2 separate regions of the Homo sapiens genome follow, and region 2 is linked to region 1. Evidence: chromatin loops called from intact Hi-C (ENCODE). Cell type or tissue: PC-9. All regions are shown on one strand. Links, peaks and the distances in the headings refer to the core of each region. The heading gives the core; the rest is flanking DNA. Region 1 overlaps PPP1R1C (protein phosphatase 1 regulatory inhibitor subunit 1C). Region 2 has its middle 81 kb from the start of ITPRID2.

Region 1 (15,692 bases), core at 2,649-10,648:
GCCTTTGGGAACTTTTTCCATTGACTCCTGTGTCCCATTGACATATTCCATTAATGTCAGGGTGTTGGTTTGTTTTAGAATATCTTTACTTTCTGGGACTACAAGATTCTCTAGGCTCATTTTATGTATTTCTTGTCCCAGTCCTAGAACCAGCCTTTTCTCCAAGGAGCTCTCAAATATAATTTGAATTCCTATTTGAGTCAGTATTCTACAAAATATATGTGTGAATAAGCATGTGGTTGCTAAAAATGGAGAAATCTATCTCCTTGCAAAAATGTGTGTACACCACGTCCATTAATGTAGGCGCTATCAGTATGCTAAGGTGTACACACTCCACTCATACTAATGCTAATAGGAATCTCAGGAAGTAAAAACAATTCCTCATTACTAGAATAGGCAGATGCCATTTTTATGGACTTGCTCTCCTTTGTTTTATGCCTAATGGAGTGTTCCCTGATGTTTTCTGAGATGAGATTTGTATTATCCCTTTATAAATGTGGAATTAATAATAGACTGGCAGCCTTCTTGACGCTTAGCTGTTTGCTTTACTTAAATCAAAGATTTTAAAAAAGATGTTTATAATACCTTACAGTTGTGTAGTGTAGTGCTTCAACATATACAATGTGCTTTTGTATAATTATTTGGCTTTTATAGAAAACTATGAAAGGTAACTAAAATAGTTTATTTTGGAGGAAAGTGTGGATTACAGAGGAGCAGGGTTCCCATGTTAAGTGTCCTTCCCCTTTACAAAACTAAGTCATGACCTGAGCCTTTTTTTAGGGTGTCCTATGAAGTTTTGTTAGAATAGCAACGGGCCTCATTTTTTCCATTTGCCCATCTATCCTGTTTGCCCTAACTAAAATACAGAGACCATGCAACCTTATAGCTTGATGGAAAATTTTTACAAGATCTTTTTATACCAATGTTTTTACAAAATGCTTGGTATCTTTGTTTTTAATAATTTTAAACTCGTGTTATTGATCCTTATGTAATAACAGTTTTGTACTCAAACCAAGCTTGCCTTTAATCTTGTCTGTCTCCAGCTTCTCTCCCTCTCCCAGACAGCTGACCACACAAATCTGACTGTTTTGTTTTAGATTCCTTCAAGTGTTCACTAATTCCTTTAGAGTAAGTCCCTGGAAATGATGTACAGGTCTCTTTATGACCTTGCCTCTTCACTCCTGTCCTGCCTTGCCTCCGGCCACAGCCTTCTTTTTTCCATGCTGCAGCAATGCTGAGCTGCATTCAGTTCTTTGAAAATAATACGTGGTTTCTGGCCTCTATGCTTTTGTTCTGCAGTGTTATTTACATAGAGGCGTTTCTTCGTCCGCCTTCCTGCCAGTTCTAAATCCTTTTAGCTGTGCTTCTTTGAGACTGAGAATGCATTTTATATACCTATATATGTGATATCTGTAATTCCTTCTAGCTAGACTGCGGAGCCCTTGAGGGCAGGGCCCATGTCCTATTTGTCTTCCAGGAGCATTCTGATCTGTCTTCTATTTGAATTTTAGAAGACTCCTAGTCAATGGTGAATCAGTGAGTAAATAATCTTTCTGATTTAAAAATAAGCATCATTGGCTTAATTTTAGCCACATTGAACAAAATTATAAATTCATTCACTGACTCACACCTTCATTCTAGACTCTAATAAAATGCTTGCTGTCTGTCTTCCAGGTCATTTATTAGGCTCTTTTAGTTCAAGATAAGCTAATACAGTCCCTGTTTATATGAAAAATGTTGTCAAATGAAAAAGAAAGTTATTTAAAAAATTGTAACTTGTAAGTTCCCTGAGATTGATATGGACAATGACATTAGAACACAGAGAAGGAAATAGCTGGCACTTCCTGTCACAGCTAGGGAAGACTGTACAGAAGAAATGAATGGCATCTGTAAGTTGAGGGATGAGTGAGATTTTGCTAGAGAAATATCAGGGGTAGATTCCAGAAAGAGGGTTTGGCAGACCTGAAGGCACAGAATGTGAATGGGCACGTGAACTTTGAACACTGTGGGGTGGGGGCAGAAACTGTGGAGGAGAAAACACTGAACAGATGCAGGGGACTTGTCAAAGGTCTCCTGTGTCCTGTGCAAAAAAGTTGGGATTGTATCCCGAGACAATAGAGCACTTTTGGATAATTTTGAAGATTGCTTGACACGTTGCCATATTTCTTGTGAGTGCTTTGAAGATTTGGGACCAGGGCAAAAGGACAAAGTAGTTAAAAATTCTTCTTCTTTTTTTTTTTTTTTTTTGAGACGGAGTCTCACTCTGTCGCCCAGGCTGGAGTGCAGTGGCGCGATCTCGGCTCACTGCAAGCTCTGCCTCCCGGGTTCACACCATTCTTCTGCCTCAGCCTCCCAAGTAGCTGGGACTACAGGCGCCCGCCATCACGCCCGGCTAATTTTTTGTACTTTTAGTAGAGACGGGGTTTCACCATATTAGCCAGGATGGTCTCCATCTCCTGACCTCATGATCCGCCCGCCTCAGCCTCCCAAAGTGCTAGGGTTACAGGCGTGAGACACTGCGCCCAGCCAAAAATTCTTCTATGATAAGTTGTATTTGCCTCAGTTTATCTGCTTGTTCCCAGTGCTCTTATTTCTACAAGAATGGACAACTGTTAGCACCAATCTTTCTTTTTCTTTCATGCATTTAGACTTTCTAAGTAGTAGCTATGACTTTGATATGCCAAAATACTCATCATATTTTCTTCCAGAATAGATCAATTGAAATCCTTGTAAAATGTGTTAAAATATAAAAATGTCAAGATAAATTGAGAAATTGGTTCTTAGTGGGGCAAACTTAAGATTACATTCTTCACAAACTTGTCCTGGTCTATAACATTTTCCCTCCTAAAACTTTATATTCTTGCCTGAACTTCAAAAAGGAGCCTGATCTGCAAGATAATTTTAAGAACAGTTTTATTAATTCCTTTCTCAATAGGCTGTCATGACAAAATACCCAACACCTCAGTTGTGGCAGAACTAGATGCACTCTTTCTGTTGAGTGTTTTCTGTGGGACAGTAAAGATACCAGCAATGCTGTCAAACAGTATACAAATATTTATTAAACTTGTACTCTGTGCAACATTCTGAGATCTGTGTTACTTTAAACAAATTAACTACCAAATTCTAAACACCCTAGGTCAGATTTTGAGGAAGGTTTACAGTTTTGGATTTTTCATTAAGAGAAAAAATACCAAGCAGGATAAGAATGTTCAAAGGTTAGAATTTCAGGAAATTGCTATGTGCACAATATAAAAATTATGTGATAAGCATTGAATTTATGATCTGTATTCTACATTGCATCCTTTCTGGTATAATTACCAATGGGAGCTATGTTGTACTTTCATTATCCTTGGTAGGTATACTGAAGCTATCATTTTATTCTTTTTTATGTATAAATTTGTCACATTTTATTTTCAAAACCAAACTTAAAATGATTTTAATTGACTTCCAACAGGCGATCTTAGGAAAAGATTCTCCCATGCTTTCATCCATGTAATACCCACAAGGCAACTCATTTCCAAATACAGCTAAAGCTAGAATTGTTATAGAGCCTCTGAGAGCTTGAAATGGCTATCATTTGCCTTCTGAATCTGAGGCCATCAGCAGCCTATTACTAAATATTTAATTCTTAAAAGCCAGTTGGTCCTCTTAGACCATGGCAGTCTAAGAACCAATGAAAAGGAAGTAGGAAGTAGAAGTAAGGCACAAGATGGCTGCAGGAGATATGAGAGCAGGCTGCCTGATGAGCAGAGGCAGAAACACATAAAATTTACACACCATCACTGCGTAGGACAAAGATGATCAAAACAATGATTCAGTCACTAAGAAAATAATTACACTATTTCTATTGTAATGCATATTTTAAAAGGCAGGAAAGTGGTTTGAATCCCACTTTTCAAAAGCATTTTTAAATTCTTGTTGACAATTAACTCTATGCACTACTCTATGTCCATTTCAGGTTAAACTATGAAGTCTGAGCATCTCACTTCAAATTTTGGAGTTTCCTTTTGGGTTTCAATTGATAATCTTGAGATGATAAGCTTTGCCTCAACTTACAGTACTTCTGTGAAAAAATATATTTTATGTATCAAAAATTGTCACTGGATGATAATGCTCACATTATGTAAAAATAGGTCTCAAAACATATTTTTGTGTGGCAAAAATAAAAAAATTAAAGTAGTTTAAATGCTTTTTTTAGTATATGCTTATAATGTATTATTTTATCTTTAAGTTTTACATTTAGTCCCACAGCTTATTATGTTGATTTTTGCCTTGAAAAAGTTTACTCTGTGATTGTAGGAATTAGTCTGGATCTTTTAGAACAGTTCTTAATATCTCTAAAGTTATCTATAAATCAAGGATTTTGAACTTTTTTTTTTCTTTTCTTTTTTTTTTTTTTTTTTTTTTTTTTTTTTTTTTTTTTTTTGAGACGGAGTCTCGCTTTGTCTCCTGGCTCACTGCAAGCTCTGCCTCCCAGGTTCACGCCATTCTCCTGCCTCAGCCTCCTGAGTAGCTGGGACTACAGGTGCCCGCTACCACGCCCGACTAATTTTTTTTTTTTGTATGAACTTCTATAATAGAAAAAAGGGACCAAAAGAGAAATCCTCTCCTACTGTCTGTTCATCTTTTTTAAAAATGCAAGCAAGAAGTACTTGTTCCTGCCTTTGATGTTATTGAAGAAATAATATATGTAAAAATCAGGAGAATGGAGGGAAAGAGCATTGGATCTGTGATTTCATACACTGCACTCATTTATGCTTTAAGTCCTGATGGTTAATGAAGTCAATCAGAACCCCCCCACCCCAAACCTCCTAACTCTACCATTATTCCTTGATGTAATTCCCTCTTTGTGCAATAAGTTAATTAGTACTTTTACAATAATTTTCTTCAAAATACTTTTCTATTAATCTTTCTCAATTATGTATGGCTGTAGTATCTTGCTTATGCTATTTTCTTCAACATTTTAATTTTTCTACTATTAACAAACTTAATTGGATTTTAAATAACACATCTGTAAATCCTACCACGAAGAAATATGGAAGAGTGTTGTTTGCCAAAGATTCTTAGCCTATCTGATGTTGATCCCTGTATACTCCTTTGTACCAGTCTTACTCATCCTAAACTTTGTAAAAATAATAATGGAATTAGTTTTTCTTTGGGCCTTTCTTAGAAGATGGTAGGCAGTGTCATTTGATTATTATTAATTAATTTTTTACAGTTACTTGGGCATACAAATGTGTCCTAGACATAATGAAAACTTCTAGTCTACCTTCAAATTTTTAGAAAATTACTACGTGAATACTCATTTGTGTAAATGAAAACGAAAACTCTCTTTTATGACCTCAAAGAACCTCAAAGAATGGCAAAATAGGTTTCAAGTTTCAGATATGTAAACATTGCTACATTAAACTGTTTGTTTTAAAGTAACATAAAATGTCATAAACTTACTTTTTTTGGATTAAGATACATTTTGTGAGAGCTGAACCATGATAAAAAGGAGAAACGCCTGATCGTCTTAATTTTTATGTGAATCGACTTTAATTAACATATAAATGTTTTGAAAAATATCACAGGGCCTCACTGGCAATGTCAAAGCTTTATTTCATTTTATTAAGATTAATTAATTGTTGAATCACCACATGTCCCATGTTTTACTTATAAGGCCAAACCAAAGAATTCTTTGCATCTATATCAGCATCCTTAGCTTTTCAGACAGGCATTTTAATCTCTTCTGATCTCTGAGATAAATATATTTTTTCACGTAATTATGTAATTACTCAATAGACCAGAGCAGATCCCATGGAGCCACTGCAGTGTGTGCTGTATAAATAATGTTCTGTTCTACCCCTGATAATTGGCCAGTAGAGCCTCCTAGGAGAGTTTTTATCCCTTGAATAAACACTACATAGGCAAGGAGGGTTGACTCAGTATTTTCTTCATTGGCAATGAAACAGAAGCACTTCACACTCAGTGCTTATTAGATCATTTTAAAAAGAACACAGTGCTTATGACCCTACAGCTCCCTCTGCTGGTTCACAAAGTTTAAAAAGTACAAGTAGAAAATAATGTTTAAGAAGTGGAACCCTTGCCGGGCGTGGTGGCTCACGCCTGTAATGCCAACCCTTTGGGAGGCCAAGGAGGACGGCTTGAGATCAGGAGTTTGAGACCAGTCTGGCTAACATGGTAAAACCCCTATCTCTACTTGAAAATGCAAAAAAATTAGCCGGGTGTGTGGCGCACACCTGTTGTCCCAGCTACTCCGGAGTCTGAGGCAGGAGAATCGCTTGAGCCCGGGTGGCAGAGGCTGCAGTGAGCTGAGACCGTGCCACTGCACTCCAGCCTGGGTGAAAAGAACCTGAGCCCCTTAGGAGAAAAATATGTCATTTTTGGTATGAAATGGGGTTAAACTAAGGGAATAAGCAACAGAAAGTCTTCTTATTTTTATGATTATTAAATTGTGAGCCACCTTACTCACCATCTGTCTTTAATCATCCAAGCATATGTATTCCTGTCGTGTCTTACTTTTTGCAGTAAAAAGCAGGCTCTAGATAGAGTAGGCAGGTATTTTTTTCAGGACAACCGTAACCAAAGTGAGCTTCATGAGTCTATCAGCCCCACATTAACAGCTCTATTCCTTCATAAGGCAGATTATTATTCATAGGGGTCCTTAAGGTACCTTTACTCCATATGAAGGAGTGGCAAATGAAAGATGTAAAGAAATGAACATCTTCTTCAGACTGACTAGTTAAAATCCTATGTATCTCATCTTTCTGATATTGATAACCACCTTCATTTGGTACGGGAAAAAATAGCAGAAAGAAGGAGAACTGGAGTAGGAGAAACGTGGGCTTGAATCCCAGCTCTGACAATTCAAATCTGTGTCGTCTTCTTCCAGTTATTTAACCTTTATACTCTTTCTTGTTCACATCTATAATTTGAAGATAACCTCAGAGAGTCATGTGAGTGAAAAATAAAGTAATATATGTATAGTGCCCAATATGTAGCAGGTGTGTTTTAATTGTAGTAAACACTACTCCTGAGAAATCTGGGTTTCTGCCCCAACCAACAGAATGACACAGAGAATGTCAAAGAGAAATCATTTCCCTTCCAAACATTCTGAAAGTATGGCCAGGCAACATACAGTCAATCATATAAAATACATAGTTTTTATTTAAAGAAGTTAATGTGATGTGACTTTTCCATAGTTACACAATCTGCAATCAAATTCTATTTATTTTTTGATATGGAGACAAGATCAGAAATATAGTTGACTCTACAGAATTGTAGGTTCCAGAAACCATTAAATCAGGCTATAAAAGAAGCTATGTAAACACTATATTCTGATGAAGAGGATTTAGATAATGAGTTGTAGAGGTTGTCATAGATTATTACAAATAAATTCACGTCTCTGATAGCTCTCTATTGCTACTTACATAGCAGATGTGTTTATTTTAGTATATTAGGTTTTGACAAGACAGTAAACAATGGTTTTATAATCTAATAGCTAGATAAGGAAAAATGGTTTGAGCCTAATGTCTTACGTATTCTGAACAACAGTTTGCCTTCAGGTAATGCTGCGCTGTGTCTTGTTCCCTATACACAGGTTAGGTCATTCTTTATTATCAGGTAATAAAAAATAATAGAGGAAGTATAAGCAGTGGCTAAGTGCAAAAATCTGAAGCCTGAGAATCTCAGTTTGAATTCTAGTTCCATTTAACTGTCTGACCTTGAGAGAGTGGGTTGGATGCCTCATCTGTGCTTCATTTTCTTTGCTTCTAAAATGGAGGTAATAAAAGTGTGCACTTTGTATCAGTTTTCAAGGACTGCCTTAATAGATTCCCACAAACTTGGTACTTAACACAAAAGAAATGTTTCCTCTCACAGTTGGTGAAGCTAGATGTCTAAAAACCAAGGTATCAGTAGGGCCATGCTCCCACTGAAGGCTGTAGGGAAGATTCCTTCCTTGCCTCTTCCAGTTTCTGGTGGCCCCAGGTGTTCTTCAGCAAGTCCTCAGGTGTTTCTGGGAGTGGAACTCGTTTCTGTCTCACTCTTCCCGTGGCCTGCTCTTCTGTGTCTCTGTGTGTTGTTTCCTCTTCTTGTAAGTACATCAGTTATTGGATTTAGAATATTGGCTACTTCATCCTGTCGAGCCTCATTTTAATTACATCTGCAAAGGCCTTATTTTCAAATAAGGTCACATTCTGATGTTCCAAGTGGACATGAATTTTTGGAGGACACTATTCAACCCAATACATACCTCACTGGTTTTGAGGATTAAATAGGTTGCTATACATAAAGCACTAGAACAATGCCTGTTGCAGAAGTTTTAGTTAAGGTGACTTCTAAAATGCCATGCATAGTTCAAGCCATTTCCAGTTTCACCTAAGTTACAGATTTCCCATTGCATATCTTCTCGACAGCACATCCCCCAATAGTCTGCTCTATCTTAAACTTAAGCCATCTAAAACTGCCTTTATGTTCATCCCCAAACGAAAACCAGGGGATCCTCCAATTCCTGTAAATGGTATCACTATCCCCCATTTGCTCAGATTCAAAGCCTCAACATCATTTATAACGACTTCGTCTTCTTTGTTGCCATAACTAATCAACCTTTTGGTCCTGTAGAGTGGATCTTGAGAGAAGTTCACTTGTTATATTCTCATTTCTCCTTTTCCAGGTCAGGCTTTCTTTAACATTCACCCAGATAAAAAGCAGAGTAATACCGTAACACAATACATCACGTAATACACATTCACACATATTTCAGATAGAAACAGAACTATATTTCCTCTAATTCAGACTATATGTCTATTTAATGACAATGAGAAATATGAAATATCCAGTAAGTTGGCCTTATTTAGTGGCCCTGCATACAAGCTGACTCATTGCAGAAAAGGAGAAGCTTTAAGGGGAAAAAAAAAGGAAAATATTAACTGCTTCTAACCCACAACATTTAAATAAAGCCATTTTAATATGCATTGATTATGTTCAGCCATTTTATAGCTCTGGCCTCAGTTTTCTTATTGGTAAAATATGACCTTGAGAAAGTTATTTAAATTCCCTAATCATAAAGGTACATACTCATAAGGTTTTCGTAAAAATGAAATGAAAAAACTGTATGTAAAATGCTTCAGCATAGTACTATGCCCCTCATCCATGGTCAAGAAATACTAGTCATTAGATATAATTTTAGCATCATATTGACATAAACTCTTTAAAACTCTTACACTTATTTGGTTGCTACTTCATTTGATGATTAACTTCATTTAAAGCATATTTCCAGGTTTGATTGCATTTTAACAAGAGAGTGAGGTTTGTGCTCAGTGTGTGCAGTTGTTGGGAAGAATTTGGTTTCTACATCTTTAGCTGCTATTGGGCAAATGGAGAGGTAAGTAGTATACTCTTTCTGAGCATAGTGCCAACTGGTGTCCATATTTATACAAAAGGGGGTTAAAGGGAACGAGAAAAAGCACACAGTAAGCATTCAACAAATAGCGGCTATCAGTATTGTATAATTTTTTTTCAAGTTTCAGTTTCCGGGTGAATACAAATGAGTGCCTTAACCTCTTTTCAGTCTTCTTTCAAAGAGAAGATTCAATACATTGCAGTTGCAGTAGTTATAGAAAGTAGCTAAACAGAGAAGAGTAGAAAATTGTGATAGAAAATTTGAAATCCTTATATTTCTTTTGCTAGATTAATCAACATATATTCAGCACCTATTGAGTGTTGATTCTGAAAAGCATTGATCAGATAAAAGTGATCATTTAGTAAAGCAAATGAGAGAAACTTAATTCTAAAATACAGCTATCAGAGTTAACTTACAAATGAACTTCGATAACTTCTGGATGCATTTTGTAAAAAAAAAGTATTGTGTCATATTAAAATATGTCATAATAAAAACTCCTGCACTTAGCAGGAATTACATTAACTATGTCTAATGTGTGCGGTTGAAAAGCCACTTCAACCACTCATCACGTACACCTCATATCCTGCCTGCATAAAAGGCTGTGCCCATTTCACTATGGATATAGATTTGTTTATCCTGCATATTACCAATTCCGTATGTCCACATAAAAAGTCATAAATATCAGGGAGAAAAGCTTCATGTGCAGAAACTTTGTAGTTAATGGGAAAGCAAATACCAAGTTCTGACTACATACCTCCCTATGCCTATTTTTTTTAAAAAAAGGTCTTTTTTATTCCTGAAGCTTAAAGAAATAAACAAAAGCTATTACTTTGACAAAGCAGACACCAACATAATGAGATTTGAGCAGGATTCTGTATTTCCCTTTATCTACCACTCTGTTTTCCATAAGGGGACACAAAGACATTTTTTACACTTAATCTTGTGAGCTAGTTAGGAATTCTCACTTCACCCATGCAAAGAATAGAAACAAACTCATAAAGCAACAGATGAATGCATGCATGTGAAATTGGAAGTCATTTGCATTTAAAGTGATAGAACTTAGGTAAACAGAGGGGATGCATTTAGGATAATATTTTCTTTCAGGACTCAAAGTTCTCAAAAGAAAATATCTCACCTGGTTTTCAAGCAGGTTTCAAATTATGTTTGACAAACATGGGACATCGTCTCTAAAGCATGTGTGCACGTGTCTGGCATAAAATCAAGGGTGGAAAGTTACCCTGAAGGTCAAACGGACAAGGTTTTCTGAGTTTCTGCTTGGCCTGGTAAGACAGCCTTGGTCATGGAGGAGGCCTGATTCTGAAGACTGGGTCAATTCTGTCACTTGCATTTGTTTACTGCCCTGCCTTCGCTGGCTCTGCATCTGAGTCGCGGAAGAACATAGACTCAATAAGTACTGAATATATGTTGATTATTCCAGCAATAGAAATATAAGAATTTCAAGATTGATCTATTTTAACAAAAGCACTGTTAAACATTGAAGACCTAAGTAATATTACTAGAGGATCTCTCTGATCAACTATAACATACAGGCAGAAAGGGCATCCTTTCCTGTGTTGCCCCAGACCACCCTTTGACTTGGTCACAGAAGGATTCCAGTTAGCAATGCTTTATGGAGCAAAAAGGTACCTGTTGGGAAGCTGCAACACTTGGTGGAGTCTAATAATACCCAGCGGGAGACCACGGTACCCGGTGGGATAGAATCAACACAGCCCAACTGGAATACAGATATTTGGGAACACTGTTAGATATGTATACTCAGAAAAGCCTTGGAACATGACCAGAGCATAATAGATTCTTAAAGGGGCCTTAGGTGAGTCCTAGAGTCAAAAAGAAGTTTGAGGTATTTGTGATATTAGAATCTCATAAATTCTCCAGGCTGCTAAAGTCTAGAAGTCAAGTTACAAAAGAAAGATTAGATTATTGTCATACTTTCAATTGTGTACAAGTTTTTGGTTTCAGTCTTCAAAACAAAGATTTGAATAATTAGGTTGAAAGTGAATTTTTTCATATATATTTATTTTTATTTCAATAGTTTTAGAGGTACAGGTGGTTTTTGGTTACACGGATGAATTGTATAGTGGTGAAGTCTGAAATTGTGATGCTGCCATCATACAAGTGCTGTATATTGTAACTGATATGTAGTTTTTTAGCTCTCACCCCTCTCTCATCCTGCCCATTTCTGAGTCTCCAATGTCTGTTATACAACTCTGTGGCATAATGTATACCCTTGTGGACCTATAGCTTAGCTCCCTCTTGTAATCAGGAACATATGGTATTTGGCTTCCCATTCCTGAGTCACTTCACTTAGAATAATGGCCTCCAACTACATCCAAGTTGTTGCAAAGGATATTTTTTTTCTTTTTTAATGCCTGAGTAGTATTCTACAGTGTATATACACCACATTTTCTTTATCCGATCATTGGTTGATGGGCACTTAGTTTTGTTCCATATCTTTGTAATTGTGAATTTTGTGCTGTGATAAACACATGTGTACAGGTGTCTTTTTGCTATAATGACTTCTTTTCCTTTGGGTAGATAACCATCAGTGAGATTGCTAGATCAAATGATAGATCTACTATTAGTTCTTCGAGAAATCTCCATACTGTTTTCCATAGAGGTTGTACTAATTAAAATTTCCACCAGCAGTGTATAAGCGTTCTCTTTCACCACATCCAAATCAGCATCTGTTACTTTTTAACTTTTTAATAATTACCATTCTGGCTGGGGTGAGGTCGTATTTCATTGTGGTTTTAATCTGCATTTCCCTGATTATTAGTGATGTTGAACATTTTAAAATGTTTGTTGGTCATTTATGTATATCTTCTATTGAGAGCTATCTATTCATGTCATTTGCCTAATTTTTAATGGGATTATTTGTGTTTTTTTTTATTTTATTTGTTTGAATTTCTTGCAGAGTCTTGTTACTAGTCCTTTGTTGGAAGCACAGTTTGCAAGTATTTTCTCCCATTCTGTGGGTTGTCTGTTTACTCTGATAATTATTTCTTTTTCTGTGCAGGAGCTTTTTAGTTTAATTAGGTCCCGTTTATTTATTTTTGTTTTTGTTGCATTTGCTTTAAGTGTCTTAGTCATAAATTCTTTGCCTAGCCAATGTCCAGAAGAGTTTTTCCTAGGTTTTATTTTAAGATTTTTATGATTTCAACTGTTAGATGTAAGTCTTTAATCCAATTTGAGTTGATTTTTGTATGTGGTGAGAGAGAAGGACCCTGTTTCATTCTTCTACATGTGGCTATCCAGTTTTCTCAGCGCCATTTATTAAGTAGGGTGTCCTTTCCCCATTTTATGTTTTTGTATGCTTCATTTAAGATCAGCTGGCTGTATTTGGTTTTATTTCTGGGTTACCTATTCTGTTTTATTGGTCTATGCATCTACTTTTATGCCAATACCATGCTGTTTTGGTTACTATAGCCTTGTAGTATAATTTGAAGTTGGCTAATGTGATGCCACCAGATTTGTTCATCTTACACAGAGTTACTTTGGCTATTCATTTTTGTTCTTATTAATTTAAGGATTGTTTTCTTAATTCTGTGAAAAAATGATGTTGATGTTTTGATAGGAATTGCATTGAGTCTATAGATTGCTTTGGGTAGTATGGCCATTTCACAATATTGATTCTTCTAATTCATGAGCATGAGATGTATTTCCATTTGTTCGTGTCACCTATAATTTTTTTCAACAGTATTTTATAGTTCTTGTAGAGATCTTTTACCTCCTTGGTTAAGTATATTCCTAGGTATTTTATTTTATTTTTTGGCAGCTATTGTTAGAGATTAAATTGTTGATTTAATTCTCAGCTTGGTCATTGTTGGTGTGCTACTGATTTGTGTACATTGCATCATATAGTGATACTGATTTGTGTACATTGATTTTGCTGAATTCATATAAATCTAGGAGTATTTTGGATGGATCTTTGGGATTTTCTAGGTATATAATCATATCATTAGCAAACAGAGATTGTTTGACTTCCTGTTTTCCAATTTGAATGCCCTTTATTTCTTTCCCTTATCTAATTGCTCTGGCTAGGACTTCCTGAAGGTAAAACTTATTTTTTTCTTATCTATTTTACTTTGCAAGTTTTCCCTCTGTACATCCATCTGTATACACATAAACACACACACTAGTCTCTAAAAAAGTAAAATGTTATGAATATTCATCCTTTAATTGTAGAAAATGTGTAGTTACAAATTTTTTTCTAAAATGTTTATCAAAAGTATAAGTAGCTTTACCCTTCAGCCCCCATTCGAGTATGAACGTGAATATGGGTGCCAAAGATGGTACTTCTAGAAGATAATTAAATTCTGGTTCAATTTACTTTAGACAAAATGGGAAATGTCTTATCTTTTGTTGCCTCTAGCTTTTCACACTAAAAACAAACCCTAAAGAATTTGCTGCATGTAATGTTTTTGCTGCCTAAGGCAACTGTCTGCTCTGGCTATACAACAGAATCTATTCTAGTTATATTTGTTGAAGTTCAAATATTTGTAGTTTATTTTCAATGAAGAAATGACACTGCAACATGCCACGGGGGAAACTTGTAAAATGGGGCGGGTGAGCAGGGAACAGATAGGAAAGCTAATCACATAACACACATGTTTGTTCTACTTTGCCCTCCAGAATATCTTAGTTTTCTGGTCAAATGGAAATGTATTGATAAATCCATAAGAAAACCCCTAGATGGGTCATAAAGTAAAAAATTTTAAATGATATCACAAAATAACACAGAAGAAATATGTATACTAATCAGATATTAGATCTGGAAATATAAATATATTTACAAAATGTGTTTAAAATATAAGTGCAAAGTTAAGATTTTATAAAGAAAAAAACATGAGAAACAGGATTATAGATACCAAGAGGAAAATATTGCAATAGCTAAAACATTATTGAAAGATAAATGACAGACTAGAAAAGAAGTAGAAAAAAATGTTATCATCATTATATCAAGAGCTGTCACAAGTTAAGCTGTCATAAGCTAACACTTTAAAGGAAAGATGAATAAAAGTTGTAAACAGGCAATTTATAGAAAAATGATTGTGTTCCCAAAATAAAAAAGTTAAATCTCATTTATAATTGAAAAAATATAAAGCAAAGCAATCTACCAATTTTGAATTTTTCTTTAAAAGGATCATACTTAAACTTTGTAAGAGTGTGGGAAAAGATACACTCATGCATTGTTACAGAAATGGAAATCGATACCACTTTTTCAAGAAACAGAAAAACAAGTGACCTCTTGTTATAGGATTCTGCATTTATGAATCTGTTATAAATGTGATGTGAGGAAATTGCATACCAGAAAACATTAAGTGAAAAAAGCTGGATTCATAATTACCTGTATATTTGTATTATCTGCTGTATGATCTCAATTTTATAGAGAAAACGGAAGAAAATACAGCAAATATGCACAATAGTTACCAGTATGAGAGACTGTTTTACACCAAGATAGGAACTTAAGAATTAAAACTATAAGGCTCTATATATGTACACTATACTAATGAATACATATATGTATCCCTGATATGAAACATATAAATTCATTAATTAACACAGTAACTGTCTGTGTAAGACCTGCTATATGATTGGTCTGACAGAGATCTTAAACTTAACACGTCCCTGACAGAAACCCAGATTTTCTTCTGTCCCCTACCAGTATCTTCACTACAGGGGAGAAAATACCAAAAAAAAAAACAAAAACACTTCTTTCTCTCAGTTAATGGCCTCTTCATCCTTCTAGTTGCACAGGCCAAACACTTTAGTCTTTTTTATATTTCTTTTTAACTCTCACATTTCACATCCAAGCTACCAGGAAATCCCACTGGCTCTACCCTCAAAAAAATATACAATTACTTCTCACAAAGCCAGTTGTTATCATTGTTGTTTGAGCTGTCGATAGTTTTCACCTGGACTACTGCAGTAACCTCTAAATGGGCCGTATTGTACACCTTTGTACACTGCAGTTTATTCTTAATACATCAGAGTGATTCTTTATAGTCCTCGTAATGCCTGCAAGGCCCAGGAGCTGTAGCCTGTGACCTGTCTGACCTCTTGCCTGCCACTCTCCCACCAGCTTGCTCTGCCTGAAGCACCTGGCTTCTTTGTTGTTCCTTAAAAATGCCAGTCACCCACTTGCCTTTAGGGTCTTTGCACAACTGCTGAATTCTGTTCCTCTACTCTATATTTTCCCATGCTGCTTTCATCTTTTTAACAAATTTTATCATTTACTTATTAATCACATATGATGCTTAATATC
Region 2 (15,692 bases), core at 3,340-11,339, 270 kb before region 1:
TGTCACCAAGTTCTCGTGCCATGGTTTCAGATCCATCAGGTCATTTAAGGTCTTCTGTACACTGTTTATTCTAGTTAGCCATTCATCTAACCTTTTCCAAGATTTTTAGCTTCCTTGCAATGGGCTGGGACATGCTCCTTTAGCTCAGAGAAGTTTGTTATTACCGACCTTCTGAAGCCTACTTCTGTCAACTCATCAAAGTCATTCTCTGTCCAGCTTCGTTCCGTTGCTGACGAGGAGCTACGATCCTTTGGAGTAGAAGAGGTGCTCTGATTTTTAGAATTTTCAGCTTTTCTGCTCTGATTTCTCCCCATCTTTGTGGTTTTATCTACCTTTGGTCTTTGATGTTGGTGACCTACAGTGGGGTTTTGGTGTAGATGTCCTTTTTATTGATGTTGATGCTATTCCTTTCTGTTTGTTAGTTTTCCTTTTAACAGTCATGTCCCTCAGCTGCAGGTCTATTGGAGTTTGCTGGAGGTCCACTCCAGACCCTGTTTGCCTGGGTGTCACCAGCAGAGGCTGCAGAACAGCAAATATTGCAGAATAGCAAATATTGCTGCCTGATCCTTCTCCAGAATCTTCATCCCAGAGGGGCACCTGCCTATATGAGGTGTCTGTTGGCTCCTACTGGGAGGTGTCTCCCAGTTAGGCTACACAGGGGTCAGGGACCCACTTGAAGAGGCAGTCTGTCTGTTCTCAGAGCTCAAACGCCATGCTGGGAGAACCACCACTCTCTTCAGAGCTGTCGGACAGGGACGTTTAAGTCCGTAGAAGTTGTCTGCTGCCTTTTGTTCACCTAAGCCCTGCCCACAGAGGTGGAGTCTAGTGGCAGTAGGCCTTGCTGAGCTGCGGTGGGCTCCGCCCAGTTCGAGCTCCCCAGCAGCTTTGTTTACTTATTCAAGCCTCAGTAATGGCAGACACCCCTCCCCCATCCAGGCTGCCACCTCGTATTTTGATCTCAAGACTGCTGTGCTAGCAGTGAGCAAGGCTCTGTGGGCGTGGGACCTGCCAAGTCAGGCATGGGAGAGAATCTCCTTGTCTGCTGGTTGTTAAGACCTTGGGAAAAGCACAGTATTTGGGTGGGAGTGTCCCATTTTTCCAGGTACAGTCTGTCACAACTTCCCTTGGCTAGGAAAGGGAAATCCCCCAATCCCTTGCACTTTCCAGGTGAGGTGATGTCCCACCCTGCTTTGGCTCACCCTCCATGGGCTGCACCCACTGACCAACTGGTCTCAATGTGATGAACCAGGTACCTCAGTTGGAAATGCAGAAATCACCTGTCTTCTGCGTCAATCACGCTGGGAGCTGCAGACTGGAGCTGTTCCTATTTGGCCATCTTGGAACAGATCTCAATTGTATATCTCTTCAAAAGGTAAATTGTCTCTTTAGAAATAACCCATTTGTTTATCAAAATGTTCATCTTCTTACTTCGATGAGACTACCATTTCCTTTAGTGTACTTCCAAAATGCCTCCTGAATAATTCTGCATCCTCATTTTCCAACTTGGTGAAAATGCTTGAGGAGCAGTCAATTAGAAGCAATGGGGCATATGGTGATTTTATGATCAGTAAACTATGTAGAATGGGATTCTCTTATTTTTTTCCCTGATGCTTTGGTCCTTGCTGAAACTCTGCATTTCTTAAAACTTGAGGAGAAACAATAATTTTAGTTGTTTGGTGTAAGACAGATAGCATTTCAGAATTAATTCTGCAGTGAATTAGAAGTTCTAGAGTGGCTAATACATCTAGTGGACTCCAGATCTCTGATTCTATACTAAGTTTTAATAGTTCCATGTTAACTTTATTCTAAAAATGAATCCATCAAAGGTTTCCCATTGTGAACATGCTTATTGTTAATTAACAATAGAATGTAACATACAATAAAGAAGAAGTATGGGCTTGGCAAAAGCATTCAACTGTTACTTTTTAAAGAAACTAGAGTCTGAATAGGAAGTGAATCATACTTTTTGTTTTTTTAAACTTCACAACAAACCCAGAATTCTTATTTTACTTCACTGAGAGAAAGTCTGAGAACCTTGATATTCTCCAGAGCACATAACAGATGCAGTGATAATTCTAAGCCTTAGACATTTGGCATAGTTGAGGTTTTATGACAAGGTATTCTGGCAGAAGAGAGAAGACCCTAATGAGCAAAGTAACCTTGTTAACCTTTAAAGTATTGTCCTTTTGGATCCCATGAGGTTTTTTAACAGATACATCATTTGTTTAGATCATTTCAGTTCTATGACTTGATATATTTCCAAAACTGGCTTCAAGGTCTTATTTATTTTATCCTCCAAATGAGCCTAGTAAAGTAGAAACATAACTGCATTGTTGAAAGTCATTTGTGGTTTGCAAGCTTCTTCTGTCTTCCTTCCCATAAAATACAATTTAGTACTTAAGCTTTTTCTTTCAATAATGTATGCTAAAGCATTGTCCATCGATGCCACATTTCCCTTTATATGTTACAAATAAGGGTGGCTGTGTGAAATAAGACGATATCTGATTACGTGGCCTGGAACTTCCTCTTTCCTAGTTTTTGCACAGCTACAAGGCTGAGAGTTAAACAAAGGGAAGGGGACAGTAAGACCTAGTGAGAGCCAGACATGAAGCCTGCTGTGACAGTGGCTGCCCCAAGTTTGGAGGGACCTCAGGAGACCCACTTTATTCTAGGTCCAGGAGGAGACTGGCCTCTGCTTGCTTTAAATATAGACTTCATGGATGCAGCAAGGAGGGTCTGAAGTTTACAGGGAAAGGCAAGGATTTTGTAGCTCTTAGGAGCTTCGTTATTACCATCAGGTAGCTGCCAAGCTCAGCCCCCTTTTGCTTGGCAATCAGTCTGAGTACTCTTTCCCCTCCTGCCAACTTGCCCAAGGAAGGCCTGAGCCACATGCTACTAAGTAACAATTTGCCAAATATACTAATTTCCTTTTGGTTATTTGTCCTCTAGAAGCCCAGCATTTCTGAAATCACTAAAACTTCACTGTGTGGAAACTATCACACACACATTTATTTTTGCTTCTCTCTTCATTACAGGGATAGGAAAGTGCATATATTAGGAGAGTTTTACCTCCATGGCATTTGCTGCTTTTACGCCATTATGTAGTGATAATAGTAGAGAATATAGGCGGAAGAAGAAAGCCCCCCTCCCACCAAAACAAACAACATTATTAAAAATTAGCCCTTGCAGAGAAAAAGAAGTGCTTATACACTGTTGGTGTGTAAATTAGTTCAACCATTGTGGAAAGCAGTGTGACGATTCCTCAAAGAGCTAAAAACAGAACCACGATTCAACCCAGCAATCCCATTCAACCCAGCAATCCATTCAACCCAGCAATCCCATTACCGGGTATATACCCCAAGGAATATAAATTGTTCTATCATAAAGACACATGCATACGTATGTTCACTGCAGCACTATTCACAATAGCAAAGACATAGAATCAACCTAAATGCCCATCAATGATAGACTAGATAAAGAAAATATGGTACATATACACCATGGAATACTATGCAGCCACAAAAGAGAAAGGGATCATGTCATTTGCAAGAACATGGCTGGAGCTAAAGGCCATTATCCTTAGGAAACTAACACAGGAACAGAAAACCAAATACTACCTCTTCTCACTTTTAAGTGGGAGCTAAGTGATGAGTACACATGGACACAGAGAGAGGAACAATACACACTGGGTCTTCCTGGAGGGTGGAAGGTGAGAGGAGGGAGAGGATTAAGAAAAATAATTAATGGGTACTAGGCTTAATATGTGGGTGACAAAATAATCTGTACGACAAACCTCCATGATGTGGGTTTACCTATATAACAAGTCTTCACATGTACTCCTGAACTTAAGAGTTAAAAAAAAAGATTAACCTTTACTGCATGCTGCCTCTGCACCAGACACTGAGTTAACCATTGCACGTGTATTATTTTAGTTAGCCCTCAAAACAGCTTGAAGAGGTTGGTTTGAGAGATTGGGTGTCTGACAGGTCACACAGTTTTGTATGCATGATCCATCAAACTTACCTTTATCCCATTCTTTAGAATGGGATGGAAACCTACGACTGTCTATTACAGAGTGAAGCTCTTAATTGTGCTACATATTGGCTACCTTTCTTTCCCTGTCCCATTTAGTTTGTGATGGGAATAGAACAGGAGCATAGGAAGAAAATGAATAGTTACAAATCAACTCAGTAGAGAGTAATTAGAATGTGTGTACTGTCTACTTATTGACTGTAAATTGTGATTTGCTAGCGTCCTGGGTTGTGAATGCTTGCTAGCAGGGTTCATCAGTACATAATTACCTAACATTGCTAAATGTGGCCAGGAGAGTCTGTCCTTTGATGAACCCAAGTGTGAGAGAGAGATCTTAGGTTTCTGGATTAAGATTCTTCCTGAGATTTGTAACCTCAAACATTTGGCCAGCTTCCTTACCGTGCATCCCCAGTCTGAACCCCAAAGGATTCTTAGGCAGAATGGACTAGTTCATTAAGCATCTTTCCACTGGCTGTGGGTTTGAGTGCCTATGCTCTGTCCTAAAGCATCCACAACTGATTTCTACTCTTGAAGTCTGGGGGTTAGACATGAGCTGGTCCCGAACTCAGGTAGTGAACTCTGTCTGGCTTGAATCTTCCTATAGGAAGATTATAGGAACCAGTCTAGGAACTGAGTGCTGTACAATGCAGAATTGATTGGCTACTATGTCACAACTAAAAAATGATATCTGGATGCCCTGAGATTATTTGGACCTGTGTTTTCCTTCAAAGAAAAGTAATTTTTATTTGCTTTTTAGAAATCCACTTTTGTTAAATAATAACAAGATATTTTTTAAAAATACAGACTATATAAAAAGAAAACTATAAACCATAGTTCCATTGCCCAAAGATCAACACTAACAGGTCTATTAACATCCAGTCTTTTTTCTAGTTTTATTAAAGAGAAGTGTGTGTATGCATGTGTTTACATTAAAAATTATTTGCACCTTATTAATTGGTCCTTAGTAATATTTGTTGAGTAAATGAAAAATTAACATTAGATTCTGACATTTTTTTCAGAGGAATTTTTAAATACACAATTACAGTGTTGTCCCCATAATGAGATACACATTTCATAATAAAATTATTTACTTTGAATCCAAATGCTATCGTGAGAGTAATTTGGCACCAACAATATCACATTATTAAAAGAATATTAATGTGGTCAGTTTAGTCAGGTGTGGTTTGTTTTTTAGGACTTCTCTGATGTGATGAATATATTACGTGTTGATGGTAATAATGATTGCTAACATATACTGAGTGCTTAGAATACATTAGCAATTAGGAAAATTTCTCATTGCTCTCCATTTATTAACTAATTTAATATTCAAAACAGCCATAAGATTACCTGCAGGTTACACAGGAAGAAACTAAACTAGTTTTCTCCAGGTCACACAGTTAATGAGTAGCGGAACAGGGATATGAACCCAGGCAGTCTGGGTCCAAAGCCTTTGAGTATAGCTACCATACTATAACAGGACACTCTTCCAGGCATATTATACCATGATTTCCCTTTCTGGAATTTTTATGTTAGTTAATCATTAGTCAATTTGAGTATATTTTCACTAGGTATTACATTTAATATACTTTTGAGAGCAAGTAACAGAAAATATTACTCAAACTGGCTTAAACCAGTGGTTCTCAAACTTTAGTCTGCATCAGAATCCCCTGAAGGGCATCTTAAAGCATGGATTGCTGAGCTAGCTCCACCCTGAGTTTCTGATTCTACATTTCTGGGATAGGGCTTTAGATTTTGTATTTGAACAGATTCCCAGGTGAGGCTGATGCTTCTGGTCTAGGACTATGCTTGGAGAAAACTCACTGACCTTAGTCAAGATTTATGCCTTAGGCTGGCTTAATACAATTCTATGGCTCTATTCCTCTGCATCCCTCTTAGCTATTATCTCCTCTGTGTATCTTCCTAATCTTCAAACCATAGCAAGATGACTGCAGCCGTTTTAAGCCTTGAATCTATGCACAAAAGTATCCAACAAAGGAGAACCCAGTTATTTCAGCAATTTTTGTAAGAACAAGGAAATTCCTTTATCAACGACTTTGAAAAATTTCTTTGGGTCTTGACCTACATTAGATCACCTCTCTGTTGAATAAATTCTAATGGACAGGAGAGCTCTGCTTGCTGATTGGCTTAGGCTTAGGTGGAAAAAGAGAACTTTTCTATTTAGTCTTCCTTTCTACTGTTTAGGTTCAAAGCACGTTTTTTAAAAAAGCATTTCCTTTTTCAGGCAAAATCTTCAGAATCTATCTCTGAAAAACTGTAGACTACAAAATGTTACCTTCCCAAGTCAACTTTAAAGCTAATACTTTAAGTTTACATATTAATAGCAATATAACAATATTTACAGTGATAGAACAAATGCATGTATTTAAACAGTGCCTTTACACATACTACTGAACAAGATTTTTCTCCTAAATACCTATCTATATCCAAAGTCTCACTGTAGTTATGAAGAGGTCATTGATTTATATACAGTGCCTGCAAAATGCTACAAGCCGCACTTCACTGCATTGTCCAATTTTATCTGCTTGCCAATCTTAATAATTAGGCCATATTATTATCTATGTTTTGCAGATAAGGGCTATAAAGCATCTATACTATAATAGTACACATCTAATTTAACTTAAATGAATATAACAATTTATTTTTCTTGAAACTGTATAATGTCTACCATGGTAGAATATATAATTGTTTCAGAAATCATCCCTATGAGGTACATATAAAAAATAACCAATCTTGGGCTGGGCACGGTGGCTCATGCCTATAATCCCAGCACTTTGGGAGGCTGAGGCGGGTGGATCACGAGGTCAGGAGATTGAGACCATCCTGGCTAACACGGTGAAACCCCGTCTCTACTAAAAATACAAAAAAATTAGCCCGGTTTGGTGGTGGGTGCCTGTAGTCCCAGCTACTCAGAAGGCTGAGGCAGGAGAATGGCGTGAACCCAGGAGACAGAGGTTGCAGTGAGCTGAGATCGTGCCACTGCACTCTAGCCTGGGCGACAAAGCGAGACTCCATCTCAAAAAATAAAATAAAAATAACTAATCTTAAGGGAGTTATGCTGATGTATGTTGTTTTCATATCTAGTTTAATTAAATTTAAATGTCTATACTTAAGTATTTATTATGTATATTATGTATTATGTATGAAACACACATAATATATATTTATTTTACATATACATACAAAATGTGTGTGTGTGTTTAGAGAGAGTGAGAAAAAAATCTCTTATTATAATGCCTGGCTCATTGAAAGTACCCTATGATAATGTCATATTTTTATTTAATTCAATGTAACAGCTATTTATTGGGGAACTATTAGCTATGAAGTATTGTGCAAGGAAATGAGTAGCTATTAATATATACTGACATTAAACACCGTATATTAAACACCAGGCCCTTTAACATAGGCTCTTCTTAATATACTCATTACAGAGGTAATTTCTCAAGCAAATTAGTCGTGTAACTTGTCTCTTGATAACAGCACGGGGAGTTAAGACTGCCAAAATCAACAGCGTATTTCAAAGGCTTCCAGGTTCTCTGTAACAAAGGCTGAGTAAGCCATGACTCATAATCGGGAAACTTCTATTTGAGGGCCTGATTATCTTTCTTCATATCTGGGGTGTGGGAAAGACTGGTAGCAGTGGGCAGCAGGCTAGGGAGGAGTTCCGTTCTGTTTCCAGGGCCACAAAGGGAGTGAGAAGCACATAGTGAAAGTTCTCCAGAGTAGCTTTTTCTCTTTCAAGGGAGCCCTAGAGACACACAGAGTGATCTGAAACATATTCGGGACAATTGAGTTGTTAGAATTCATGATTTACTGCATTATCTGGTTAAGTCCATCATGTACCATCACCCAGGAGTCAACTAGCCTCTGACTTGCACCAAGCCACTCTGGGTTGCTTGCTGCTTCTGTCTGTGTGTTTTATTTATTTATGTGGGCAGGAGGAGGGGGGAGTAGGGTTGGAGGAGGGAGGAGAAGGGTTAGGGGAGGTATGTTTTTAAGGCCCCATTTTGAACCTGCACATAATATAATTGAAAGAGAACAGTTTTCCAGTTGCGCAGAAACGCATCTAAATTTTGGCTATCATGTACCATTGTGTGGCCTTGGGTAATGCCTTAACATTTCTGAATCACAGTTTCCTGTTGTTTAAGACAGTGACATTATCTGCATAGTGGATTTGTTGTAAAAAATTAATTAGAGTGCAAGTGAAAAAGAGCCATCGCAATGCCTGGCATATAGTAAGCTCTCAAAATGAGGAATAAAAAAAGAAACCTAGTGAGTTGGTGTTATGCTAAATAACCATTATATTTAAAATGACTAAGTAATTTATATCCCAAAGATGTTTTTGAGAATAAAAGGATCACTATTAATAATTAGGTCAGGGCTGAGTGCAGTGGCTCATGCCTGTAATCCCAGCACTTTGGAAGGCCGAGGTAGACAGATCGCTTGAGCTCAGGAGTTCGAGACTAGCCTGGGGAATACAGCAAAACCTCATCTCTACAAAAAATGTGATGGCGCACCCCTGTAGTCCCAGCTACTTGGGGCGCTGAGGTGGGAGAATTCACTGGAGCCAGAGAGGCAGAGGTTACAGTGAGCCGAGATCAAAACACTTCACCACAGCCTGGATGAGACAGCGATATCCTGTCTCAAAAAAATAAAAATAAAAATAAAAATTAGCTCAGAACAACAGACCAAACAAGCACTGTCCTGAGCAAATCTGAAGGCATACTCCTTCTAATTATAATCATGCTGCTCTATTGATGGGGCTAAAGGTAGGAGTCAGAAGTCCTTATTTCTTGAGATCATAAATTTGTAATCACATAACTTTTCTCTAGGTTTCTCTCAGATACTTAATGGTTGTCATTAGATCATGCATACAATATAGTCCGTGATAAGTGATAGGGTAGAGAAAGGAATGTGGATGGCCCAGTTTTCTTCTTCCCCTAAACTGAAAAAAACCTAAATCTCACTTTTTCCCCTAAACTGAAAAAAAAAAAAAAAGAGAGAGAGAAATCTCCCTCTTGCCTGAACAGCAACTGCAAGGCTTAGAACCCACAAAAATACCACTTAGCTCAGACATCAGAGAAATGTCTGTGCAGTTGGTGGGCTGAAGGTAGGGAGGAGAGTTTTCATAAAAGTTTGCTTTGTAATTCCATAATTTAAGCTCATGATCTGGAAAGTATTTCCTCCTTCCTGTTGTTGTGTAATCCAGGATATACTTTTATGATATACTCGATGGCATTCAAGACAATGACTAAATTCAGAGGCAGTGGAATATTGTTATACCTCCTAATTTAAATTCCTATTTTATATGGCACAAAGAGTCCTGCCATTCTCCTAAAGAAACTTTTAAAAAATGGAGGCTAAAAAGAAGAAATGTGATCATTTTAAACACTTTATATTTTGTAAAATTCCAATTTTAAAACGTGGGAAAAGAAATACAATGTATAAAACAGATACATTAAAAATCTGGCATTATCTCTTTATTTTGAATATTGATCCTGAACTGTCTTAACTTTTGCTGTTAAATTCTGACTTTTCTAAGAAATCAAAAGGAGGCACTTTGATCCTTGATCCAAGAAATTGTCTGGGCCTTACCATTTACATTTTAGGAAAGAAGTCTAGAAAAAGTCAAGCTAAAAGGCTGTATGCTACTTCACCTGGCCACTCTCCTACTCACAAAAGTGAACCTGGGCAGATCCTTTATTGGTTCATTCATTCATTCATTTAACAGGAATTTATTATGCTCCTACTAAGTGCCATATTCCAGGCCAAATGCTGGAGATTCAAGCATGGTCATGCCATTTCCAGGCTTAATGTCCAATGAAGCAGATGGCATTGCTGTGAAGAATTATTACTAGAAAACAAGATCAAGATTAATGACAGAGGAAGCTCAAGACACTTTGAGAGCCCACAGTAGTCTATGGGTCAGGGAAGGCTCTCTGAATATGGATCTTTCTCCAGCCGAGTAAGGTGAGCAGGAATTGGTCATTTTATAATAGAAATGGTGTCCAAGGCAGAAGGACAATCTGTGAGGGAGGGGAAAAAAGAGAGAAGTTGGTGTGAGGATCTGAAAATATACAAGTATGGCTAGAATGAGGGCACTCAGTCACCATGAGGCTAAAGAGACAAGCAAGGGCCCAATTATAGAGGCTTTGAAGTCATATTAGGAGTTCAGGGTTTACCCTGTTGATAGCTGGGGTGTCTCTAAACATTGAGCGATTTTATGAAAAAGGTTGACATGATCAAGTGTGCATTTTATAGAGAGAATTCTAGCTTCAGAAGATCAATTAGAGAATGACATAATGGTCAAGATCAAAATTAATAGCAATTTCTACAAAGATGTTGTCATTGGAAATGGAGAAATTTAGGAAGGAATATTAACAGGACATGGTGATTCCTGAGTAGATGGTGATGCCCCTAAATGACATGGAGAATATAAGGAGAAGAAGTGGGTTTAGAAGGTGGTGATAACCGTCAAACAGTTGAATGTGAAATGTCCTTAACATATTCAAGTGAAGATTTCCAACAGAAAGTTGATTTTATGGTCCAAGGGCTCAGGAGGGCATGGTGAACCATATTTAGAGACTGGGGAGTCCTTAGGGTATAAGTGGCCTTTGAAGCCTAGGGAGTAAATGAGACACCCTGAAGTCAGTAGGCAGAATGAGAGAAGAAGCGGGTCAAGGACAGTCTCCCAAGGAACATCAACATATAAAGGAGCAGGAGGGCCACTCTTGTGTTTATCTGGCCCTGAGGTTTCAAAAGGTCTTCATAACAACAGGAAGCATGTGACCGAGATCTAACTGGTGATAAGATGAACTGTCTGATATTATGCATGGGGTTAGAGTGTCAGTCAATATCTACTGGTAGTTCTAAAACTAGATTCCAACTTGAGAAAAACATTTCTTGATGTCCCGTGGAAATGAAGAGGAGTCATAGTCTGACTATGTCACCAATGTTTCTGCAGTTTCTTTGCTTTTCTTTCCCTTCTTTGGTAATGCTCCATCCAGCACATGCTGGCCTGGCAACATTCCAGGTATAAACAGCTTAAAGACTGCTCTCAGTTTATTCTTACATAATATTCTCACTTGTATTATAGAAAAAGGAAGTTTTATGATAGAGTTAGTTGGAAAATAAACCATATGCTTAACCTAGCCATAAACTATACTTAGAAAGACCAAAAATACCTGAAGTGGTAATTCAAGACTCACTTTTCTCAATAATCTCATAAAAAATAAGGAATGCAAAGGTCCTGATAAAAGTTTTTAAATATACACTGACAATGAAATAGATGCTCTTATATTTCTGTTTCCAGTCTGCGTCACATCCACTTACACACACTGTCTCTTCATTCTAATAGACAAATCTTAGAATGAAGGCATGCTAAATCTGAAAAGATCTCAAAGAGAGCTTCTAACTCAAGCCCCCTTCCCACTGGCCCCTTGCCTACTTTCTAGATGAGAAACATAAGATGCTGGAATGATAACACTAAGAACTTTTACATGTCGCTGTATATGTAAATAATAATGTTTACCTTCAAGAGAAAATAAGTTAATCACATTGGCTAATATCCTCAGCTCTCAGAATTGACTATCTGGGTTTGACCTTGGGCAAATTACTTAACCTCTCATTTCCTTAGCTTTTGCACCTATAAAATTAGTTAATGATAGTATCTATTCACAGATGGGAGATAATTCTCCACAGGTTTCTCACATTTTTGCCTGTCTTGAGTGCAGAAACACTGATAATTCTTGTTTCAGACTATATTTTTAAAGATGTTAGTATAGCAAACTGCCTTGAAAGATACATACAGTGTTTTCCTCCAGAGCAAAGGGCTGGTGTGCTGACTGTCTAGCATAATAGAGATAGTATCTCCCTCTGGAGCAAAGGTGAGCATACTTCCTGCCTTTTTGAAATATTTGGGTTCCCTAATCTCAGGGTTTCTGTCCTGTAAGAGTACCATCTCCAAAAGTAGGTGTCATCTGGCCCTCAGAGAATTGGTACAAATGGTGGTACTCTATTATTCTTGATGTGAATACAAGTTGAGCAACCCTAATCCCAAAATTCAAAATCCAAAATGCTCCAAAATCTGAAATGTTTGGAGTACCGACATACCACCACATCTGGGAAATTGCACACCTGACCTCGTGTGATGAGCCACAGTCAAAAGGCAGTAAGAACTTTTGTTTCATGTACAAATATTTTAGAAAATATTTTATAAAATTATCAATTACCTTCAGGCGATGTGTATAAGGTATACGTGAAACATAAATGAATTTAGTGTATAGACTTTGGTCCCATTCTCAAGATGTCTCCTTACATACATCCAAATATTCCAAAATCTGAAAAATCCCAAATCTGAAACACTTCTTGTCCCAAGATAAGAGATAATCAACCTGTAATGAAGTCCTCTGTCTCTGACCCAGGAGTCTCATATCTTTTGTCAGGATCCATGCATTTGTGACAAGCTAGCATGTTAGCTTACAAGTATGGTAAAATCTCAGACTCTTCACAGTTCTTGGCAATGGATTTTGGTTAAGAAATCAGTAAATAAACATAAATTGCTCAGAAGAGTATTTGACACAAAGCAACTAAAGACCCGTTAAATCAGTCATACCCCTTCAATAAGCCACTCAAAAACAGCCTCATTCTAACTGTATGCTCTTGGGTAGAATGTGACATTTTTAAAAAATATATAATATGAAGATAATAAACTTTTATGAATTTTCTTATTTACCTCTCTCCAACTCTCCCTGCCTCACTACTCACACATTTGAATATCATGTTTTCAATTGTGGGAAGGTTAAAATCAATATGTAGTGTGACCAATGTTTGAGTGACAGTGTTTCTAAAAAAATTCAAAGTTTTCTCCATTATCATCAACTCATTTTGTTATTTCTCTTTCTGATTCACTACATCAGCTCTTTTAAAACACTGGTGACTTTTTTTCCTGATGTGTGTTGTATGCTATTTTCAGAGTTCTGTTTTCTATCTGTAAGCCTGTCAAACATAGTAGCTCCATCTTTTAAAAATAATGTTTCACCTTTTCTTTTTTTCTATACTATAACTCATACTTTTGAAAAATCAGCATGACCTTTTTCATTCTTGATCAACACTTAACATAAGAGCCTCCCTGAAGCAAAAGGAAGTAACTAGAAGAGACAATATGCTGAATGATCAGGATGTGGGGCCTAAATCTTGGCTTATACCCAGCTGGTGTACTTGACCACCAACTTTATGTAAGTTTAGGGATTTCAAAATCCCCCATGTCTCCAGATCTTTTGAACACTGATTTGCCATGATCTTTGGTCATTATCAGTTTAGACAGATAGGGGCCTTGTCTTTAGCTGGCCACTGTTAAAACACCATAGTCAAGGATGATGATTATTAGAATAACTACTTATCAACTAAAGCTCCAAGAACATGAGCATTTTACTGTGCAGGGAGAAAACAGGGAGTAAGAAAAGAGTGTCCAGAGTGAGATCTGTATCTGGGCAGAACACAGGAGGACATGATACTAGAGAGGTCTAGAATTTGGCAATGTATGGGAACTTGGAAGGCTTTATTTATTTCCTTATGTGTCCATCAATGGGGAAACTACACGAAGGATGAAAATGATAAGAGGTAGACTCTGCTTTTAAAGTACTTCTAGTCTAGCTGGGGAAATTAATCCCACACAACCTAGGTAGAACACTGTATGTAATTGTGTTTGTGGTATAGACATAACTATACATATTAACAAGGCTATTGACTTTATACAGGACTATTAAGACTTCAAAGAAGGGAGACATTCTTAACTCGGGATTATTGACAGCTTTCTCTGGAAATGGCAATGAAAAATTAGAGGAGAAAGGAGAGTGGTCAAAGAAAGGAACAGCAATGTACGCTCTGCCAATACAGGGGTTGTGTGGGAGCAGTTACCAAAAGATGAGGCAAAACAGTTTCCAGTACAATTTGGCTTTGAGCTGGGGACACCTTAGAAGGGAGACCTGGAGTTTGTGTGTGGCCATGACTCATACAAAACTCTGTCATTCAATTCCTATATTTGTAAAAACAAATTAAATGGAATTTGCTTGTTACTCTCCTAATTTGTGATGTGTTTGGCTCCATTAGGTTATAGCAGGCATTACCTGAAAGCATCTATTATATGGCAATTTTGGCATGGTATTAAGGACTGAATTAATAGAACCCTATAAGCCCTATTTTTGCCCTGTAGATGATTATAATATTGTAACCAGATATACTAAGGAAACACTGATAATGGGAATATCATTAGCACATTCTTTGTAAGATGACTGGAAATGAGTGGCCTGTGCTGTAATACTCTGCTTTCAGTTACTCTGTCCTTGTTCCTCAGCCTTCTCTTCTCTAAGTTCTAATTTCTTCTCAAACTTGCTAGGTAAATCTTGGCAGAAAGTTTAGCAAGCTATATCTAGGAGATAGTAAAAGAATCACATTTCAGGATGTGGGAAATCCTGCATTTGGCCTTTCTGGATCTTGAAGAGATACTGCTTTAAGGATTGAAGGCCAGCTCTCCTCTTGGAAAAATTTTGCAGATAATTGCCAATGATATGTACATTACAACAGGATCAGAGTTTTCAAAGTGAATCCAATTGGTGAGAAGGAATATTTCAACAGAATAAGAACTAAAGAATTTAGTGAATTTAGACCCACTCCTAATACTTCAAATAGCAGCTTTATTTTTCCCTCAGAGAAGTCATTGCCAAAATGGACATACAGAAAAACCAGCGGTTAATTAAAAAAACCCATTAGCTTGAATCATGAAGAAATAATGATAAGAACCAGGGCTGGTTCCTCTCAATTTTGACCTTTTGTTTTACTGTTCAATGTAGAATTTTTGATAATGTTTGGATTCAGTACAGTGAAGATTTATCTTGTGTAGTGAACTCTATAAAGAACAGACTTGACTTGGAAATAACTTACTGGCTTAAAAAGAGTCACTTAACAATTTCTTTGGCAGTAAATAAGGCATAATGCTATTGCTTATGGTTTTTGTTAGCTGGGTTTTTTTCCTGGTGAAAAGAGATGTTGAATAAGAATTTCTTTCTTACAAAAGCTTTGGTATTATTAACATAATTGACTAGGATTTGAAATTCTATGAAAACAAATGCCCTTTCACCAGTTCTTGTTTTGAATATGTGTATTCATTTAGTGCTTACTTGAGGATTTAGGATCTTGTTCACTATTGTTCTTTAGGATAACTTTGAAGAAAATATTGTTGTATGAAACCATGGATGGTATTAACAAAGCTAATATCCCGGATGTTTTATGAATACTTTTATGGATCCTGATATTTTATGAATACACAAGCTTCATTGAAAATATTTTTTCCATTTTATTTTCTTAAGTAGAATTTTCTATATTGAAAAGTATAAGACTAAAAAGATCAGAGTGCCATAACAAGGGAGAAGGATGACCATATAAAGTGTGGGAAGAGGTTCAGTAGGTATTTTCTCTAGACATTAAGGAGATAATGTGCTAGACAGTTCCTGGAACATAGTCAGAGCTTTGATGTATTGTTTTTGGTTGATTGATATACTAAGGAAATGGTTGCCCTTCACTGTCAGAAGTGAACATAGGATGTGAAAAGTAAATAAAGCCTGAAAGGGCAGCTTATACTGTAT

Evidence for each region. A loop is a pair of places that touch in the nucleus more often than their neighbours do. Peaks named below come from ENCODE experiments on the same cell type or tissue, not always from the same donor. Only the 100,000 strongest peaks of a DNase experiment are listed, where the experiment ranks them.
Region 2: a loop joins it to region 1, with 3 times the contacts of the local background. A loop is called at or near these places in 2 of 110 quality-filtered maps.

Annotation. Positions count from the first base shown.
Region 1 is chr2:182,071,813-182,087,504 of GRCh38, forward strand. All of the region lies in intron 4 of PPP1R1C (protein phosphatase 1 regulatory inhibitor subunit 1C), which reads left to right. Among named protein-coding and RNA genes, the nearest start is that of PPP1R1C, 94 kb to the left of the region's middle. In PC-9, for the core only: CTCF peaks have their summits at 6,011 (motif pointing left) and 6,211; a DNase peak (open chromatin) is centred at 5,989.
Region 2 is chr2:181,803,361-181,819,052 of GRCh38, forward strand. No RefSeq gene overlaps it. Among named protein-coding and RNA genes, the nearest start is that of ITPRID2, 81 kb to the right of the region's middle. RefSeq lists an enhancer at 7,502-7,796. In PC-9, for the core only: no CTCF peak of the experiment used is centred there; DNase peaks (open chromatin) are centred at 7,611, 8,961 and 9,241; H3K4me3 peaks cover 509 bases; H3K27ac peaks cover 3,268 bases.